Linked DNA regions of Homo sapiens: region 2 is linked to region 1. Evidence: read pairs that join two places in POLR2A ChIA-PET (ENCODE). Cell type or tissue: GM12878. All regions are shown on one strand. Region 1 has its middle 53 kb from the start of TOP1. Region 2 overlaps TOP1 (DNA topoisomerase I).

What was found. ChIA-PET counts read pairs that join two places held together with the same protein. Peaks named below come from ENCODE experiments on the same cell type or tissue, not always from the same donor. Only the 100,000 strongest peaks of a DNase experiment are listed, where the experiment ranks them.
Region 2: POLR2A ChIA-PET joins it to region 1 with 9 read pairs; 6 of 35 experiments call an interaction of 5 or more read pairs at or near these places.

The regions. Positions count from the first base shown.
Region 1 is chr20:40,973,408-40,977,407 of GRCh38, forward strand. No RefSeq gene overlaps it. Among named protein-coding and RNA genes, the nearest start is that of TOP1, 53 kb to the right of the region's middle. In GM12878, no CTCF peak of the experiment used is centred here; no DNase peak of the experiment used is centred here.
Region 2 is chr20:41,044,891-41,048,890 of GRCh38, forward strand. All of the region lies in intron 2 of TOP1 (DNA topoisomerase I), which reads left to right. Among named protein-coding and RNA genes, the nearest start is that of TOP1, 18 kb to the left of the region's middle. In GM12878, no CTCF peak of the experiment used is centred here; no DNase peak of the experiment used is centred here; H3K4me3 peaks cover 1,654 bases; H3K27ac peaks cover 2,615 bases.

The DNA.
Region 1 (4,000 bases):
GCTGCAGTAAACATGAGAGTGCAAATATCTCTTTGATATACTGATTTCCTTTGTTTTGGGTATATACCCAGCAGTGGGATTGCTGGATTGTACGGTAGCTCTATTTTTAGTTTTTTGAGGAACCTCCAACTTGTTCTCCATAGTGGTTGTACTAATTAACATTCCCACCAGCAGTGTACAAGAGTTCCCTTTTCTCCACATCCTCACCAGCATTTGTTATTCCCTGTCTTTGGGATAAAAGCCATTTTAACTGGGGTGACATGATAACTCATTGTAGTTTTGATTGGCATTTCTCTAATGATCAATGACTTTGAGCACCTTTTCATATACCTGTGTGCTATTTATATGTCTTCATTTGGGAAATGTCTATTCAGATATTTTGCCCATTTTTAATAGAATTATTAGGTTTTTTCCTATAGAGTTATTTGAGCTCCTTATATATTCTGTTATTAGTCCCTTGTCAGATGGGTAGTTTGCCAATATTTTCTCCCATTCTATGGGAGGTTTTTTGAGGGTTTTTTTTATCATGAAGGCTGTTGAATTTTATCAAATGGTTTTTCAGCATCAATTGAAATGATCTTATGATTTTTGTCCTTCATTCTGTGATTCTATGATTCTATGGGTTGTCTATGATTCTATGGGATTCTATGATTCTGTGATTCTGTGGGTTTCTCTTCACTTGTTGATTGTTTCCTTTGCTGTGTAGAAGTTTTTTTTAACTTGGTGTGATCCCATTTGTCCATTTTTGCTTTAGTTGCCTGTGCTTGTGGGTTATTATTACTCAAGAAATCCTTTACCTCTCCAATGTCCTGGAGGGTTTCCTCAGTGTTTTCTTTTTGTGGTTTCATAGTTTGAGGTCTTACATTTAAGTCTTTAATCAATTTGGATTTGATTTTTCTATGTGGTGAAAGATAGGAGTCTAGTATCATTCTCCTGCATGTGGATATCCACTTTTCCCAGCACCATTTATTGAAGAGAATGTCCTTTCCCCAATGTATGTTATTGGTACCTTTGCCAAAAATGAGTTCACCCTAGATATATGGATTCATTCGGGAGTTCTCTATTCTGCTCTACTAGTGCATGTGTCTGTTTTTATGCCAGTACTATGCTGTTTTGGTTCCTATAGCTATGTAATATAATTTGAAGGCAGGTAATGTGATTCTTCCAGTTTTGTTCTTTTCGCTCAGGATCGCTTTGGCTATTCTGGGTCTTTTGTGGTTCCATATAAATTTTAGGATTGTTTATTCTATTTCTGTGAAGAATGTCATTGGTGTTTTGATAGGGATTGCATTGAATCTGTAGATTCCTTTGGGTAGTAAGGACATTTTAACAATATTGATTCTTCTAATCCATGAATATGAAATATCTTTCCATTTCCTTGTGTCCTCTTCAGTTTCTTTCACCACTGTTTTATCATTTTAATTGTAGAGATCTTTCACCTCTTTGGTTAAGTTAATTCCCAGGTATTTTATTTTATTCGTGGCAATTGTAAATGGGATTAATTTCTTGAATTCTTTTTCAGGTTGTTCGCTGTTGGCAAATAGAAATGGTACTGACTTTGGTATGTTGTTTTTGTATCCTGCAGCCTTATTGAATTTGTTTATCAGTTCTAATAATTTTTTGGTGGAGTCATTGGATTTTTTCAAATATAAAGATTATATAATCTGAAAACAAAGATAATCTGAATTCTTTCTTTCCAATTTCGATGCCCTTTATTTCTTTCTCCTGTCTGATTGTTCTAGATAGGATTTCCAGTACTATGTTGAATAACAGTGATGAAAGTGGCCATCCTTGTAGTGCTTCAGATCCTAGAGGAAAAGCTTTCAGTTTTTCCCCATTCAGTATGGTACTAGCTATGGGTCTGTTGTATATGGGTTTTATTATGTTGAGGTATGTCCTTCTATACCCAGGTTTTTTGAGGGTTTTTATCATGAAGGGCTGTTGAATTTTATCAAATGCTTTTTCAGCATCAATTGAAATGATCTTATGATTTTTGTCCTTCATTCTGTGACATGATGTACCACATTGATTTATTTGCATATGTTCAACCATCTTTGCATCACTGGGATAAATCCTACTTAGTCATAAGGAATGATCTTTTTAATGTGTTGTTCAATTTTGGTTGCTAGTATTTTGTTGAGGATTTTTGCATTAAAATTCATCAGGGATATTGGCCTGTAGTTTTTGTTTTTTGTTGTTGTTGTTTGTTTGTTTGTTTTGATGTGTCTTTGTCTGGTTTTGCTATCAGGGTAATTCTGGCCACATAGAATAAGTTTGGAAGTATTCCTCCCTCCTCTATTTTTTGGAAGAGTTTGAGTAGGATTGGTATTAGTTCTTCTTTAAATGTTTTGTAGAATTTAGCAGTGAAGCCATCTGGTCCCAGGATTTTCTGTGCTGGGAGACTTTTTACTACAGCTTCTATTTCATTACTCATTACTTGTCCATTCAGGTTTTGTTTTTTGTTTTTTGTTTTTGTTTTTGTTTTGAGACAGAGTCTCGCTCTGTCACCCAGGCTGGAGTACAGTGGCATGATCTCAGCTCACTGCAAGCTCCCCCTCCCAGGTTCACGCCATTCTCCTTCCTCAGCCTCCTGAGTAGCTGGGACTACAGGTGCCCGCCACCACACCCAGCAAATTTTTTGCATTTTTAGTAGAGATGGGGTTTCACCGTGTTAGCCAGGATGGTCTCAATCTCCTGACCTCATGATCCGCCCACCTTGGCCTCCCAAAATGCTGGGATTACAGGCATGAGCCACCGTGCCTGGCCAGGTTTTGGATCCTCATGATTCAATCTTGGTAGGTTGTATGTATCTAGAAATTTATCCATTTCTTCTAGATTTTCTAACTTATTAGCATATATTTGCTCATACTAGCCATTAATTATCCTTTGAATTTCTGCAGTATCAGTTGTAGTATTTCCTTTCTCATCTCTGATTTTATTTCTTTGTCTTCTCTCTTTTATTCTTCAATTGTCTGTCTAAAGGTTTGTCAATTTTGTTTATCTTTCAAAAAAACTTTGTTTTGTTGATCTTTTGTATTGTTTTTTGTTTGTTTCAATTTCATTTATTTCTGTTCTGATTGTTAATATTTCCTTTCTTCTACTAATTTTGGGTTTGGTTTGCTTTTGCTTTTCCAGTTCTTTAAGATGTATCATTAAATTGTTTATTTGAAATTTTTCTTCTTTTTTGATGTAGGTGCTTGTAACTATAAATTTCCCTCTTGGTACTGCTTTCACTGTATCCCATAGATTTTGGTATGTTATGTTTCCATTATCATTTGTTTCAAGAAATTTTCTGATTTCCTCTTTAATTTCATCATTGACCCACTGGTTATTCACGAGAATATTGTTAATTTCCATGTGTTTGTATAGTTTCCAAAATTCCTCTTGTTATTGATTTCTAGTTTTATTCCATTGTGGTCAAAAAGATACTTGATATATTTTTCAAATTTTTTTAATGTTTTAAGATTTGTTTTGTGATCTAACATATGGTATATCATTGAGAATGATCCATGTGCTGAGGAAAAGAATGCATATTCTGCAGCTACTGGATGAAATGTTCTGTAAATATCTATTAAGTCCATTTGGTCTACTGTACAGATTAAGTTCAATGTTTCTTTGTTGATTTTTCTGTCTGGAAGATCTGTCCAGTGCTAAAAGTGGGATGTGGAAGTCTCCAGCTGTTATTGTATTGGAGTCTATCTCTCTCTTTAGGTCTAATAGTATTTGGTTTATATATCTGAGTGCTCCAATGTTGGGTGCATGTATATTTACAATTGTTATATCCTCTTACTGCATTAACTCATTTATCATTATATAGTGACCTTATTTGTCTCTTCTTATAGTTTTTGTCCTGAAGTCTATTTTGTGTGATATAAGTATAGTGACTCCTGCTCTTTTTTTGGTTTAAGAGGCATGGAATATTATTTTCCATCCCTTTATTTTCAGTCTGTGTGTGAAGTATGTTTCTTGTAGGCAACAGATCATTGGGTCTTATTTTTTT
Region 2 (4,000 bases), 71 kb after region 1:
GGTGATTCGACCCTCAGCCTCCCGATAGCTAGGATTACAGGCGTGGGCCACCACGCTCAGCCAGTTTTTTTGTATTTAGTAGAGACGGGGTTTTGCCATGTTGACCAGGTTTGTGTCAAACTCCTGGCCTCTAGTGATTCACCTGCCTCAGCCTCCCAAAGTGCTGGGATTACAAGCATGAGCCACTGCACCTGGCCTATATGAGGTTTTGAGCCCCCTTGAAATATGTGGTAAGTGGGACCAAAGAACTTAATTATTTTATTTTATTTTATTTTAATTTAAATATAAACTAGCCAATAGTGGCTACCATATTGGACAGCTCTAGATAAAATTTAGGTAAGACCCAAGAGATTGTGGTTTAGATTCTGCTTGGAATATGAGTGATTGGGGCTCTTGGAATTTAAAAATCCAAAGACACGTGTGAATTTGATGTTATGAGTTTGAATAACAGCCTTCCTTCAGTATGTCTACATTGTTTTATCCTGACTGACATTGTAAGTCCTAAGAGGACTTACAACTGGTAAGTAAAGTTGTGTTTACCAAAGCAGTTGGAAGTTCAGGCAGTTGTACGTTTTATTTGACCCCTTAGAGCTAAACAGGTGAAAATTTCAGGTCCTTTGGATGAAGTAAGTTCTCATTTTATCTCAGCAACCCTATGAGGTAGGTTATGTCTGTTGCGTAGTTGACAAAACAGATGAACTTATATTTATGTACACCTTTATGGATTAGTAGCCTTTAAAATGGTTAGTTTTATCCCACAACTTCATTTGAAATTGTAAGTTTCTAGCATGTTGCCTATAACAAGAAGGTAATTTATTTCTATTTGTTAAATTGTTATCAGTAATAAGTCAATATCCTACTATAAGTGGTAGAGAATCAAAGATTGTAGACTACCAAATAGCACCCAAGAGGCTAATTCATGCAAGGTGTTGCTTATAGTAAAAGCAGATCAGAACTCAGCTGCTGTATGCCATCTGGGGTTATCTTCTCACTTGCACGCTCATGACCAGTGTAGGCTGCATCTTATAAGTAATCTGGCTCACAGTTAGCTAGACATATATTAGTCTGATGGAACAAAATCCGATTGTAGCTTTGACCACTATGAGGACCACTGTCATATAAGGTCTTAGATACCAACTTGAGTAAATTGCTTAAGGACTGGGAATAGATCCAGATTCCTCCAGGTTTAGCTTCAAGTTGTGATCAGTTTTCGTGGGATGCAAGGAGAAAATGAATAGGAATGAAATAAATAGCTGATATTTGAACATTTTTAATGCCCTAGGCAGCGTCTTAAGAATTCTAAGCTTTCATTTATCAATCCTGAGGTAGTTAACATTACTATTTCCAGTAATGTTCACTGGGCCAGTTTACTTTTGAAGAAATTGAATCTCACGGTTTAAGTAAAGTAACTAGCTCAAGGCTATATAGTTATAACTAAGCCACAGAGCAGGGAGGCTAATCTAGGCCTACCTCATGCCACAGCCTGAGTTCTTAGTTGTGATACAAAACAAGGTAAAGGGGGACCTGGGGTGACTTAGTTGCCTCCTGAGAATTCTGGGCTGTGGTGGAATTACCCATCAGACTGGGGGCGCCCATCTCTTCACTTATGATGTGTCCTTAACAGACTAAATGCAGGCTCTGCTGCACTTTAATGTAATTCTTTCCCTATTAAGGGAAGCTTGCTTGCCTTTGCAGCAAAGCCCCCTGGATAGTTTATTTTTTAGCAGTTCAGCTTGTGCTTGGACCCAGTTGTTCCAGAAATCAGTAAAACCTATTTGAGTATTCAAGAAAAAGGATCTTTTTGTTAACTAAGGATTAACTAGAAACCTTATTTTATAAGGGTTCCTGAAGTCTGCTTATTTACTAAGGAATTTCATCAGAGGTGGTTAGCATTTTGTGAACAAGTATGATGTTGTTCCCACTTCAAGGGGAATAAATAACAAATTTAACCAGCTTGCTGCTTAAGAAGCAGAATTAGCAGTGGGCCAGTCATTGGCCTCTCTTCAGAGTTCTCATGTGACTCACTTAGTTTTGCAGAGTGAGGTAGATTTTAACCACTTTCAAGTCAAGTTGATTGGCCATTCATGAGCTGTGTGCAGGGAGAGAAGAGAGACGAGAACAAGTTAGCAGAAAGCTGAGGTGTGTTAGACGGGAGTTGTAGGTAAGTCAGGGAGGATATTCTTCATTTAGACCCTGAGCTTGAGTAAGACACCTTTCTACAGGAGACATTGCGGATACTTTCTAGTTAGTACTAGCGCAGTGTTCTGCAAACTACACCTGCTTTTGTGTGGTCCACGAACTAAGAATGGTTTTGTATTTTTAAATTTAGGCATGTGCCACATAACAAGATTTCTGTCAACAATAGACCACTTATATAATGATGGTCCCATAAGATAGAAGGTGGTATTTTTACTGCCTCTTTTCTGTGTTGCAGATACGTTCAGATACACAAATACTTAACACTGTGTTACAGTTTCCTACAGTACTGTAACATGCTGTACAGGTTTGTAGCCTAGGAGCAACAGGCTATACCATATAGCCTAGGCGGTAGTAGGCTATACCATCTAGGTTTGTGTAAGCACACTATGATGTTTGCATGACAAAATCGCCTAATGACACATTTCTCAGAATGTAGTTGGAGGAAAAAAATTGAAAGGAGAGTATTACTTCATGACACAGGAAAATCATTTGAAATACAAATTCCAGTGTCCATAAATAAAGTTCACTAGAATGTGGCCATGCTCATTCATTTACATGTAATCTGTGGTAGTTTTTGTGCTACTGTGGCAGAATTGAATACTTGCAGTGGAACTTGAATGGGCTACAAGGTGTATTTAGTACCTGGCCCTTCACAGAAAAAGTTTGCTGACCTGATTGAATGTGCTTGTGTGTATCACAGGAAGCTCACCAGGACTCTTGGTATGTAGCCTCTAGCTCCCAAAGGCATCTGAGCCCCACTGGCAGGACTCAGTTACCTGTCTCTGTCTAAGCATGACTCCACCCATTAGCGTCCAGACAACGAAGAAAACTTCTATTTTAAAGAGCTTGACTAACCCCCTCCTTATTATCTAAGTTAGAGTAGCTGTGCCACCCCTTAAGTAGCTTTTCCTTCTTCCTTTCAAATAGGGGTTGGAAGAGTAGCAGGTGAGAACAACCTCTTTCTTCCTCAATTGTAGAGACTCAATAGTCTAGGCTATAAATTAAAAAAAAAAAAAAAAAATTCCCCAGAGGCTGACTCAGCACATGCCTGCCTTTTAAAGGAACAGAGAGACCCAATTGGAATAGAAACTGAAAATAAAATCAGCAGCACATGAATTTTTGTAGGTGGCTCGTATTTGCTATTAATATTGCTCAGAAGACTCAGGAATAAGAAATAATAATGCAGGGTTTCTTCAAAATATGGTTCTGGACAGTGGATTATAGTTACCTGGAGAGCTTGTGTTAAAATATCTGAGGATGATTCCAAGTACCAGGGCTTATACACAGGAATACTTGAGAACCACTGCACTCAAGCATTTAAAATTTTCCTTTTACCTAAATCCACATGGGCCAAGACAATTTTTAAAATTCATAGAATTCATGTGACCAGACGTAAGGGGTCAATAAAGGTCATTTTATAGATCAGAAAACTGAGACCCAAAGCTGAGAAATAAGTTATCTAAAACCCCACCAGGACATTGCATTAAAGGAGTTGCTCTAAGCGTGTCTTCTTACTATTAGAAAGTGAAATTGACTTTTAAATCTGTCACTTAGTTTTTGGCATAATAATAAAACAATGAACAGTCTGTTCTGGCTCTAATTGCGCCTAGAATCTCCAGATCAGAAGACCTTCTTGTAGATCAAGTAACATACTTCTCTGAAAGACAGTTTGTCGGTCCTATCACTGAAGTCTGAATTATTTTTTTGATTTTTAAATATAATTAATTGGTCCCTGGAAATGAGAACCAGAGGAAGATAAGAAGATGAACTTGAATTTAAGGACCATAATGGAAGGAGTGGG